Regions from separate parts of the Homo sapiens genome. Here all the other regions are linked to region 1. A link is a contact called in ENCODE Hi-C or POLR2A ChIA-PET data. All regions are on one chromosome and are shown on one strand. Each heading gives the region's core, a stretch centred on a gene start or an enhancer-like site at or near the end of the contact. The rest is flanking DNA. Distances are from core to core; before and after follow the strand shown.

Region 1 (3,925 bases), core at 390-2,889:
ATCTGAATAGGAAACATTTGTCATCTATTATCTCTAAGAGCAGCCACCATAAGACTTCAAAAGAACCTTAGTCTCCACTATCTTTTATCTTAACCTGAACACTTCCTTTCTATCAATCCCAGGTCTTCAGACAAACTCAACCAATTGTCAACTAGAAAATATTTAAATTTACCTATAGCCTGGAAGCCCCCACCCCCACCCCTTTGCGTTGTCCCGCCTTCCTGGACCAAACCAATGTATTTAATGTATTTGACTGATGTCTCATGCCAACCTAAAACATAAAACCAAGCTGCACCCCGACCACCTTGGGCACATGTTCTCAGGGCCTCGAGAGGGCTGTATCACAGGCTGTGGTTACTCGTATTTGGCTCACAATAAATCTCTTCAAATATTTTGCACGGTTTTACTTTTCGTCAACACTCCCTATTACCTGTAACTTCTCAGTTTCCAAGAGCTGAGAGCTTGATTTGCGAGCTACCCTCCCACTTCTCCAATTCCATGGCCACTGAATGAAGGCTGCACTGCCTGATACTCACACTTGGTCTCATGCGCTGGCTCTGCAACAACGGACAGACAAGAGTTCCTTTGGGGGAAACCAGCTTCCCAGGTGACACTGTTGCCTCTGCTACATGCGCAAAGCGCAGCCTGGCACATAGTAGGTGCTCAAGAGAGGGAAAGCCGGGTCTATGAATTCAGGGACAGGGGCAGCACCAGAAGAGAGCAAGCTGGGGCCTGGCTGGCTGAACCCTGGCCCCGAGACCCCTGTGACCCCCCTTCTCATCAGGATGCACCACATGAACCTCCCCAACGCGAGGGCCAACAAGTGGCCCCAGATGAGACCGCGCCGGGAAGGGCCTGGGGCCACGCACAGATACTTCCGCCAGAAAAACACCACGCCGCGCCGTGCACCTCCGCCAGAGGAAGAAGGTCCCGCAGGGTCGGGGTAACCGCTCCATCCCCGACCGCAACCCTGGACCAGGTACAAGGAACAGATCCCTCCACCGGAACGCCGTGTCCCTCCGCCAGACACAGGAGTCCCCGCTCCCGTGCTCTCCTTCCCCGGCAGCCAGGCCCCGGTGCCGACTCCTCCGCCTCAGGGAGGCCCCGCCGCCGCCTAGATTCTCCGCCTGAAGCGGGACTCGCGACGGCAGGTTCCCTAGAATCCCTCTGTGTCCCTCCGCCCCGGGGAGGACCCTCCGCGCCCCTCTACAATCTTAAAGTCCCTCAGCGACGAGTCACCGCGCCGCGCGCTCTCGCGAGAGTCCACCGCACGGCCCCCCCCCCCTCCCCCAGCCCCTCGCCCGCCAGGACGCCTCGCGCGGGCCCCGCGGCGCTCGGTGGCAGGCGGCGCATGCGTGACTGCGGTTCCCAGCGCCCCCCGCGCTCTCCGCGGGCCGAGTGGACGAGGCCGAACGCGAGCAGCCTGCCGCTGCCCCCTGCGAGCCCTGGCTTCGCCCCGCAGCTCTTCTCCCTTCCGGGCGGAACAGTTTTTGCGGCCTTTCCTCGGCGGCAGCGGTTTCCTCAGGACGGTCGGGGCCGTCGTGGGCCCGAAAGAGCCCGGCGCCGCTCTCGGAATCCGGCGGCCCCAGCGGCACCCGCGGCGGCCTGGACGTGCTGCGGTGACCCGAGCCCGGAACCTGGCGCCGGGCGGGGCCTGCACATCCGGCCCCACCCACTCGGGGACTCGCCTCTCCGCGCCCGACCCGGGAGTAGCGGACACACCCCCTCCCGGCCCGGCTGTCCGCCTCCGCCCAGCCTTTCCTCAGCCTGCTTCATTTTTCTCCCAGTCGTCCAGCCTCCCGGTTTCCGACTTTGCACTAAGAGGGATGCACTCTGGAAAACCACATTGCGCGGTCACATCTTGTTTGGAGAAGAGGCCAGGCTTTTGCATCTTAGAGTATACGTTCACCTTTTCAAGGGCCTGGCATAGATTTGATTAATCAGCCTGGAATACCCTGTTCCTGCCGACCTGGCCGTTTTTACCTCCGTACCTTATCACACTCCCAGGAACATTAAGCAGGGAGCGCTTGGAGTCTTCTTTGGGTCCCCACCTTGAGCTAGACGTGAAGTTGACCCCTGGGCTGCAGCATGGCTGTCGCCCTCGACTCTCAGATCGACGCGCCCCTGGAGGTTGAGGGATGCCTAATAATGAAGGTGGAAAAGGACCCTGAGTGGGCATCAGAGCCCATTCTGGAAGGATCGGATAGCTCTGAGACCTTCCGCAAATGCTTCAGGCAATTCTGTTATGAGGATGTGACTGGACCCCATGAAGCTTTCAGTAAACTCTGGGAACTTTGCTGCCGGTGGCTGAAGCCAGAAATGCGTTCCAAGGAGCAAATACTTGAGCTGCTGGTGATTGAGCAGTTTCTCACCATTTTACCCGAGAAGATTCAGGCTTGGGCACAGAAGCAGTGTCCGCAAAGTGGAGAGGAAGCGGTGGCCCTGGTAGTGCATTTGGAGAAAGAGACTGGAAGACTAAGACAGCAGGTGAGAGAGGATTTTCCAAATTTTTGTACTTAGAAAAAAGGGAATGGGAAAGGCATGTGGGCAGGGATGTATTGCAGAAAGACGTGCTCTTCAGAGAAAGATAAATGGTACTAATAAAAGACCCTATAAGGGGGTCTTTTCACTTTAAGTGAATCCACTTAAAAGGGGATCAGAATTTCACATGAAATAGAAAAATAAAAGCTTTGATTGAAATATTATCTTACAATGGAAACCAGACATTATTCACCTAAGCATTTATCGTCATCTTTGGCATAATGTTTGCAACAAAACAATATAAGAGAACAATATGGTTTTGCGTCACAGAGGTTCACTTACGCATTTTGATCAAAAAAGGCTATTCTGTTCCCCCTTTAAAAAAAAAAAAAAAAGACTTCATCCGTTATCCCAGAGCCGTCTCCAAGCGTTTTACTGTTGCACTCAGTGTCTTCTGAAGTGCTCTCATGCCTTCATTTCTGTCACTCTCCTCCAGTCTAACTGCCACATCTTCATTTCTCAGTGGCTTGCATGCTCTTCTAGTTGTTCTTCAACCTCACTTTCATGAACCTCGTGAAATCCTGCAGCATTTGCAAGATTTGCGGTTTCACCTTGCATCAGACTTGCATTGTGTAGAGATCTATCAGCAGGTTGCTGTATTGGTCAGGGATAGACAGATAGATGTGGATATTAATTTTGTAAGTTTTCATTTCACTACTGTATATATTCATGTCCTGGTAACTTCTTTGCGAACGTAACAGATATAGAGTCAAATAATATCTATTCTAGCAACAAGGAGGCTCTTTCACTCCTGACAGATTTCCTTCTCTGTTTAGTATTAAATATTATTCTGGCCAGGCGCGGTGGCTCACATCTGTAATCCCAGCACTTTGGGAGGCCGAGGCATGTTGATCACCTGAGGTCAGGAATTCGAGACCAGCCTGACCAACATAATGAAACCCCATCTCTACTAAAAAAATATAAAATTAGCCGGTTGTGTTGGTGCATGCCTGTAATCCCAGCTACTTGGGAGGCTGAGAGAGGAGAATCGCTTGAACCTGGGAGGTGGAGGTTGCAGTGAGCCAAGATCGTGCCATTGCACTCCAGCCTGGGCAACAAAAGTGAAACTCTGTCTCAGAAAAAAGAACACTGTTCTGTTACCTTACACCCAGACTGCTGGACAGTACTCTCAGCCCAGCGCTCTCAGAGACTCCACTGGGAATGGAGTGGAATTTTCATTCCTTCTCATGTCTCTGTCCTTCTTTGATGTCTTTCCTGGGAGAATTTCGCCCTGATATGGGCCTGTTTTACTCCCTCTTATGGTATTGACTTCATTTCTCAGGTCAGCAGTCCCGTGCACCGGGAGAAGCACTCCCCACTTGGAGCAGCGTGGGAGGTGGCAGACTTCCAGCCAGAGCAGGTGGAGACCCAACCCAGGGCGGTG
Region 2 (4,437 bases), core at 269-2,768, 1.4 Mb after region 1:
GTGTGATTGTGCTACTGTACCTCAGTCTGAGTGACAGAATGAGATCCTGTCCAAAAAACAAACAAACAAACAAAAAACCACACACACACACACACACACACACACACAAACAAAACAGAAAATAAATCTTGATTTCTATTTCTTCCTCGTTCAATCTTGTGAGGTTGTGTGCAAAGGAAATTTACCCATTTCCTCTAGGTTTTCTAACTTGTGTGCATAGAGGTGTTCATAGTCATCCCTGAGGATCTCCTGTGTTTCTGTGGGATCAGTCATAATGTCAGCTTGGTCATTTCTGATTGTGCTTATTTGGATTGTGTCCTTTGCAGCAACATGGATGCAGCTGGAGGCCATTATCCTAAGCAAATTAATGCAGAAACAGAAAACCAAATACCACATGTTCTCACTTCGAAGTGGGAACTAAACATTGGGTACACAGGGGCATAAAGATGGAAACAACCGACACTAGGGACCCCAAGAGGGAGAGGGCATAGGGGAAGGGGGTCAAAAAACTACCTATCAGATGCTAGGTTCACTATGTGAGTGGCGCGACCAATAGAAACCCTAACCTTAGCATCACGCTCCATAACCACGTAACGAAACTGCACATGTACTCCCTTAATCTAAAATAATTTAAAAAAAACAAAAAAAGAAATCTCAGAGGCCCTGGTCGTGAGAAGCACCCAGCCTCCACTCAGGGATGGAGGGATACAGAAGCAAACTCCACCTTCCGTTTCCTGTTTGATCACAGCAACTCCCAATGCAGGTCTCTGCTATAAGAAGTAGATACAGGTTTTTTCTTTTCCATCACTTATCATAATCTAGAACGACCTCTTATTTTGTTTGTTTGTAATCTTGTTTATTATCTGTAGGTTACATGAGGAGCAAGGGCTATCTTGCCTATTGCTGTATCCCCAGTATACAGTAGGAGCTCAATAAATTTTTCTTTTCAAGATGAGTTCTCACTATACTGCCCTGGCTGGTCTCAAGATCCTGGGCTCAAGTGATCCTCCCGTCTCAGCTTCCCAAAAGACTGGGATTGCAGGCGTGAGCCACTGTGCCCGGCAATAAATATCTTTTCTTAATCTCGAAGGTGAGGATACTTCTAGCAATACAGCAATAAGCCTGAAACACAGTACCTGAGGGTGGGAGAGCTCACTGAGCAGAGATGGTGTTTAGGAAAGAAGTAGAAATGCCTCTACTTCGGAAGGGACCATTTCTGTTCCTAAAATAAATAAAATCATATGATTTTCCTAGGACTATTTTTTGTGGCTCTATGGGTTAAGAGTCAGAACCTTCATGTTAGTCGCCCTACAAAGGAACAAGGGAGATCCTTATTACTAAGTTTTGAAGTTTGACCTCAGCTTAGCTAAGATTTTACTCTGTACCCATTACTGACGGGCTGGTACAAAAATAAGAGCAGTAACTTCCTCTTTTATTTAAACAAAGAGAGAGAGAGAGAGAAATAACGTACTGAACTCTGAACTTCCTCTCTTTTAACCACAACTTACTACTGACTTTTACTTTGGTAAAAAGATTACCAAATCAGGCACATTCTTGGTGCTGATGGATAGTTTCTATCCAAAACTCTGCCTGGAACATTGTCTACTAATACCAATTTTAATATAGGAGCCAGTCCAGGAACCCTGATTGGAAGCGGACAAGACTGACTCCAGGCTGCCATAAAACTGCCCAGCTCAGCTTTGGGGCTGCTACAGTTACATTTACAGGATAGACACTTTCCATACGAAAATGAAACTGCATTCAAAATGCAATTCTATTTCGAGGCACAAATCCACAGCTAGATAGGGCAGAGGAGCTGGGACATCGGGTGCAGCAGCCTAAGTTTGGCCCCAAGCTCTGCCACTTAAGAGCTCTGTGACATTGTATTACAGGAAAGGAGTCCTGATCCAGACCCCAAGAAAGGGTTCTTGGATCTTGCACAAGAAAGAATTCAGGGTGAGTCCACAGTGCAAAGCAAAAGCAAGTTTATTAAGAAAGTAAAGTGGTGAAAGAACAGTTACTCCATAGACAGAGTAGGGGGTTCCTAAAAGTAAGAGAAGGAGCACGTCCACCCTAGGTAAAATATTCGTGTGTGTGTGTGTGTGTGTGTGTGTGTGTATGTGTATATATATGTATATATATACACATATATATGTATGTATATATACACATATATACGTATGTATGTATACACATATATACATATATATGCATGTGTATATATATACACATACACATGCATATATATGATTATATGATCATATATGTTATATATTATATAATCATATATATAAATCATATATATATGATTTTAAAAATCATGGAGAGATGTGTTCTGCTACAAGGGTTTGTGATAAAGGATTAATTTTCTTAATTACTCTGTTTTGCAATAATCAATATTATTATCCTTAAAGCAAAATTAGGAATGCCTTTGTTCTCAAGATATCGGGATAGCTGGACACTGCCAAGCCTGGCTCTGTTTAGTAAACATTATCAATCTGTTCCCTTAACTGTAGACATCTAGAGGCTAGGAATACCTTTCTTTCTGGGAATGCAGCCCAGCAAGTCCCGGTCTTATTTTCCTAGCCCTTACTCAAGATGGAGTCACTCTGGCTCAAGTGCCTCTGACAATTGGGGAAATGACTTCACCTCTCTGGGCGTTAGTTTTCCCATGTGTTAGACAGAAAAGAGTCTCGTTTCTGTTATGGGCAAGCAAGCTTCAGCTAGACCCAACCTTTCCATAGGTAACAAGTAAAAACTCTCAACGAAAAAAAAATTTTTTCCTGAAATTACTCGAAAGTGAACAAAAGAAAGCAGATTCTGCAGAGAGGTTGAAACTTGGAAGAAGGGAATGGTCATTTTACAGCTTTTCCCCTGAACGCAAGCTGCTGTCAGCTAAAACTTCAACATGAAGCCTCAAGTCTTTCTGGTGTACAGAACCAGAGGACAGGTTTCAGGTCACTCACGGCTTCTGGAAAGTGAGGAAGGAATTCCATAATAGAGACAGCCAAGAGAGAAGAGCCCCAAATTCTGTGTCTAAACCCCACCCAAATGTCTGGCTGACTCTTGAACCATGCATGCATGGGGCAGTCCCAAAGAAGACTCAAGGATAAAATAAAAAACAGAACTGACATCTGAGCTGGTGTCCCAGAGACAGTCTACTGTCCAACCAAGTCAATGGCCTACTAAAACAAAAACATCAATGCTTTTCAGAGAAATACGAATGAATCCAGAGTCTCCACAGCACAACACTTACAGTGTCCAGGATACAATCCAAAATTACCCGACATACAAAAAACCAGGAAGATAAGACACAATCTCAAGAGAAGCTAATCAACCAGGAAAAAAGGGGGAGGAGCAATGATTCAGAGTAGGTTGAGGCAATAACCTCAAATTGTGTGAGATACAATGCATTCTACTGGAAAGAACAGAAAACCCATCTTAAGACGTTTTAAGCAGTAAGAGAATTATCTAACAAAACAAAATTTCAAGAGATAGAGCTATATCAAGATTAGTGAATTCAGGGGCTCAAGGATATTGTGAAGGAGACAGATCCTCTCCCTCTTTTTACACTGCCATTTACAGCTTGCCAACCTTGTCCCTCATGGTCAAAACATAGCTGCCACAGCTCCAAGCACCACATGCAAATGTGACATGAAATACTTAAACACAAATCCTTTGTCCTATGTCCCCTTCCTTCCTGCTTTGCCCTGTGAGTATGTGATTCTGGGAGCTATCACAGCCTTCCTGGGACCAAGAAGGGAGACACTGATCACATTTTGAGGATGGCAGAGCAAATAACTGAGAGGCGCTTGATGACAGTGTTAAGTCTTTGATTAAACCAACCCTGGAACCACCAGCCTCCTTGTTAGGCTCGCCAGATATTCTGTTTTTAAGAACCAAAGCAGGTCAGGCATGGTGGCTCATGCCTGTAATCCCAGCACTTTAGGAGGCGGAGGTGTGAGGATTGCTTGAGCCCAAATTCAAGACCAGCCTGGGAAACACAGTGAGACCCTGTTTCTATAAAAAATAAAATAATTAGCTAGGAATGGTGGGACATGCCTGTAGTCCCAGCTACCTGGGAGGCTGAAGTGGGAGGTTTGCTTGAGCCTGGGAGGTTGAGGCTGCAGTGAGCTGTGTTTGTGCCACTGCACTCCAGCCTGGGTGACAGAGCAAGACCTTGTCTCAAAAAAAAAAAAAGAACTAATGCATCCTATCTGAAACAACCTCCAGAATTGGAGAGCTAGTAACACTTGCTATAAATAGAAGGTGAGTATGAAGAACACAATGAAAATTTAAATTATTAAATTCTAGCAGGTACATAGCTCTGAGTCTGAGATTGCTTCATTCTTTTAGCTTAAAAGGGAGATTTGCATGCATTAGAAAGATGTTTAGGACATGATAGCACCAAACTAAGACACTCTCCTTAACCCGAAG
Region 3 (4,025 bases), core at 1,241-3,740, 1.9 Mb before region 1:
CACTCCAGCCTGGGTGCTCTTAAGAACCACTGCATTGCCATCATGTCATGTCCATTCCCTATGACTAGGCCTGGCTGGTTGAAAAAACTGTAGATTTCTTAGACTGTTGATTACTTAGAGCCTCATGTTCTGTAGGAATCAGATCAATGCTAAGTGCCCTCAGGTCTTCAGAGGACTTATGTCTAGCGTTGGAACCCGAGAAGCTGGGGTTAAAGTGATCAGTGATGCCTATCAGTGCAATTCCACAAATATTTTCGCAAGCCCTCCTATGTGCTAGGCACTGTTAGACACTGCTAGGGGTGGAGTGAAGCTACAAAGATTAAAATGTACTCTTTAGGCCTTCTGGGAGATTACCATTACTAGGGAAAACACATACAAAAACATAAACCCTAGTACATGTCATCATCACTGAATTGTGTTAGACATCATTGGGTTTTAAATTACAGAAATCCAACTCAAGTTATTCTAAGCAAGAAAGTAGACATTTATTGGCTCATATGACAGAAAATCTCAGGACTGGTCTGGTTTCAAGCACGGCAGAATCTAGGTGCTGAGGATGTTGTCACATCTTGGCCACTCTTGCGTCATCTCCTGGCCTCTCCTTTCTTCTGAGCCGACCTTATTCCCAGGTAGGGTCTTTTCTTATGGTGGCCCCTGACAGCCCCATGTTTGCTTAGCAACCCCAGAGGAAACAGAGTGCCTCTTTCCCGAGAGTTCTAGCAAAAGTCCCCGAGAAGACTGCCAATGCTTGGCATGTCACATGCAGATGCCTGAGCCAATCACTGTGCATGATGGTTGTGATGCTGTGACTGGCCAAGGCCAAGTACGTGTCCATCCTTAACTGAGAGTGGAAGTTGAGCAGTACTGCTCCCCAAAATTGAGGTGGTGTTACTAGGGGCAGGAGAACAGATGTGAGTCAGGCAAAACCCACACATGTCCCGAACACCAGCCTTGATGGCAGGAAGGGCCATGGAGTTCATCTTGTCTGATACACTCATTTTATAGATGGGAAATATGTGTTCTGTTTAGAGCACACCTTTCAAATCCCATCTCTGACACTTGGGAGGCCCGGAGCAATCTCTTTACTTCTCTGTGCCTCAGTTTCCTCATCTCTGAAATATTTATAATAATGACATCATAGGGTTAATTGGAAGGATTAATTCACATAAATGTTGTAACATATTTAGAACAGGGTAGGCCGGGCATAGTGGGTTGTGCCTATAGCTCCAGCTCTTTGGGAGGCCAAGGCAGGAGGATCGCCTGAGCTCAGGAATTTGAGACCAGCCTGGACAACATCTCTACAAAAATTTTAAAAATTGGCCAGGCACAGTGGTTTGCACCTGTAGTTCCAGCCACTCAGGAGGCTGAGGTGGGAGTGATCGCTTGAGCCCAGGAGTGTGAGACTGCAGTGAGCTATGATGATGCCACCGCACTCCGGCTTGGGTGACAAAGTGACAACCTGTCTGGAAAAAAAAAAAGAACAGTGTAACATAGGAGGTGCTCAATAAGTGCTTATTCTCACTCCTCTCTCCTCATATTATTGTAAGATTTCTAGCCAGAAGCCTCTGTGGCTGGTAGCACCTTTGCCTGAGCTTTGCTCGGGTCTGCTGGGTGGGCTTGTTCTGCTGACTCAGCCTGGCAGGCTGCACTTGGCTTATGCTACTGGACTAGACCCCACACCTGCCAAGGGTGAGCCAGGCATGGAGCAGCCAGGGGTGTGTGAGTGAGCGAGCATGGGGTCCGGCCACTGTGCACAGCTAGGCACACCGGCTGCCGTGGCAGGGTGGGCAGCTCCAGGCGCTGGCACAGATGCTGGCTCTGTGCAAGCCTACAGCTGTGTCTGATGCACTGCAAGTGGCTTCCACTGTGGGCACCCACATCTAGACAAGGGGAACGCAGTGGTGCCCGGGAGGTTGGAGACGCCGTAGAGCCCCAAAGAGGGTGTCGCAGCTCTGGCTGAGGGAGCCCCTAGGTCTGGGCTCCCCGAAGGGCTGCAGCTCTTCTCTCCTTCTCGTCTCCCGCAATATGGCAAGCACGGGGGCATGTTTCAACCCTGTTTGTGTTACAGCTCTTTCAGTCCTGCCATTTGCTGGGTCCTGAGTTCTTGTCCTGCGTCCAGGAAGAATGAGGTACGAGGACAACTGGAGGGTGAGCAAGGTGAAGAGGTGCTTTATTGAGCGACAGTACAGCTCTCAGGAGACCAGAAGTGGGTAGCGCCTATCCACAGGCAGGTTGTCCTGACATCTCTGCGAGTCCGGGGTTTTTAACGGGCTTCAGAAGGGAGGAAGTGTGTTCCTCCCATGGATGGGCCCAGAAAAAGCCCATAAGTTCTCACTCTGGGCTGCAGACTCCACCTGGAACTGACAGCCCAGCCCCCAGGTTTCAGGCCAGCCTGTCCCTGGCTTGAAGGTGGGGCTTCACTGGAGACCCACCCCTTTCTGCCCGGGAGCCTGTCTGCCTCCTGCTGCCACCTGTTTAATACATGTCATCCACGGTGCCCAGGCTGTTTATGCAAAGGGGCTCCTGCAGGCCTGTGCCAAGCTGCCCTCAGCTCCCCCTTGGCCTCCCTCCCATGTTTGTCAGTGACCAAAGTCTGGAGGGGCTGAGATGGCAGGAGGCTGGTATGTCAGCACTGCTCTGCGTGTGCAACACCTGGCCGGGTTGAGACAGTCCCCAGGCTTGGCCACAGCTTTGCTCTGAAATCGAAGTGAGTGCTGGGAGCAGGGAGAGGCCAGACAGTTGGAGCAGGAACTTCTGAGCCTGTCGTGGCGGGGGCTTCCCCGACCCCTGAGAACTTAGGGATGCCCTGGTCTGGAGCCATGGCTGGGCAGCTGCAGCTGTACCGGAAGAGCACGGGGCTCCCACTCCACCAACTCACAACAGGGCAGGCAGGAGCCCTGCCTGTTCCTGGCTCCCACCAGCTCCGTGGAGTGCACAGCCCTGGCTGCTTCTCCCCCACTGCAGCCAGCGTCTTCACAGCGGCTGCTCCAAACGGGCGCCACTGGCATCAGTATCCCCAGGATCCCCTAGAGCCATCCACTCATTTCTCCGTCTCTGAAGTGCTGTATTGATCCCTGTAATCCAGTATTGTCATTGTTTGCCGTCACTGTCATGGCACTCGATTTCTTCTACTTGAATGTGAGTTCTTCAAGGGCAGGGACCATATCCTGTGAATCTTGTGTCGCCAGTGCCCAGCACGTAGCAGAAGTCAGTACAGAAGACACATCAACCACTGAAGTCGGTTTGCAGACCAGTTGTCCCATGTATCTAATGCTGAGTAACAACCATAAAATTTGGTGGCTTAAAACACCATTTATTTTGAGCAATAATCTATAATGTGAACAGGGATTGGTGGAGACAGCTTGTCTGTGTTCCACTTGGTATCAACTGGGGAGCTAGAAGTCCAGGGGCTGAAGTTATCTGAAAGGCCCCCATCACATGCATGTCTGGCACCTGGGCTGGGAAGACTCAAATATCTGGGGGCTGGAACAGCTGGGGGTCCTTGTGCATTTGTTTCCCTCCCCTTCCCTCCCCTCCCCCGTCCCTTCTCCTTCCCTTCCCTTCCTTCCCTCCCCTTCCCTCCCCTCCCCTCCCCTCCCGCTTCCCTTCCCCTTCCCTTCCCTTCCCTTCCCTTCCCTTCCCTTCCCCTCCCTTCCCCTCCACTCCCCTCCACTCCCCTCCCCTTCCCTTCCCTTCCCTTCCCCTCCCTTCCCCTCCACTCCCCTCCACTCCCCTCCCCTCCCCTTCCCTCCCCTTTCCTTTCTTTTCTTTTTGAAAACAGGGTCTCACTCTGTTGCCCAGGCTGGAGTGCACTGGCGTGAACAAGGCTCACTACAGCCTTGACCTCCTGGGCTCAAGCCATCCTCTCACCTTAGCCTCCTGAGTAACTGGGACCACAGGGCCACGCCACCACACCCAGCTAATTTTTTTTCTATTTTGTAGAAACGGTGTCTCTCTATGTTGCCCAGGCTGGTCTCAAACTCCTGGACTCAAGCGATCCTCCTGCCTCAGTCTCCCAAGTAGCT

Evidence for each region. Hi-C counts contacts between places; a loop is a spot of excess contacts on that map. ChIA-PET counts read pairs that join two places held with the same protein, here RNA polymerase II (POLR2A). Pooled maps may share reads with other maps.
Region 2: a pooled map shows a loop between it and region 1 (5-fold over the local background). The contact joins the enhancer-like site here to the promoter of ZKSCAN2-DT in region 1. A Hi-C loop is called at or near these places in 1 of 50 pooled maps. POLR2A ChIA-PET finds 5 or more read pairs at or near these places in 2 of 52 experiments (B cell and OCI-LY7).
Region 3: a map of posterior vena cava shows a loop between it and region 1 (11-fold over the local background). The contact joins the enhancer-like site here to the promoter of ZKSCAN2-DT in region 1. A Hi-C loop is called at or near these places in 1 of 168 maps with a recorded cell type or tissue (posterior vena cava) and 2 of 50 pooled maps.

Annotation. Positions count from the first base shown.
Region 1 is chr16:25,255,291-25,259,215 of GRCh38, reverse strand. It overlaps ZKSCAN2-DT (ZKSCAN2 divergent transcript), which reads right to left and starts at 1,639. Exons shown (of 1, transcript NR_170220.1): 1 at 1-1,639. ZKSCAN2 (zinc finger with KRAB and SCAN domains 2) reads left to right here and starts at 1,371. Exons shown (of 7, transcript NM_001012981.5): 1 at 1,371-2,487; 2 at 3,824-3,925. The coding sequence starts at 2,089. RefSeq lists enhancers at 510-589, 710-1,029, 1,445-2,005 and silencers at 1,240-1,439, 1,520-1,759.
Region 2 is chr16:23,860,937-23,865,373 of GRCh38, reverse strand. The region is part of intron 2 of PRKCB (protein kinase C beta); the gene reads right to left. Among named protein-coding and RNA genes, the nearest start is that of PRKCB, 27 kb to the right of the region's middle. Within about 2 kb of position 1,518, at least 7 of the 41 ENCODE cell types and tissues checked have a DNase peak (open chromatin) inside an H3K27ac peak, as active enhancers do; they include B cell and OCI-LY7, where a contact is called at or near this core.
Region 3 is chr16:27,188,301-27,192,325 of GRCh38, reverse strand. No RefSeq gene overlaps it. Among named protein-coding and RNA genes, the nearest start is that of KDM8, 13 kb to the left of the region's middle. Within about 2 kb of position 2,490, at least 3 of the 41 ENCODE cell types and tissues checked have a DNase peak (open chromatin) inside an H3K27ac peak, as active enhancers do.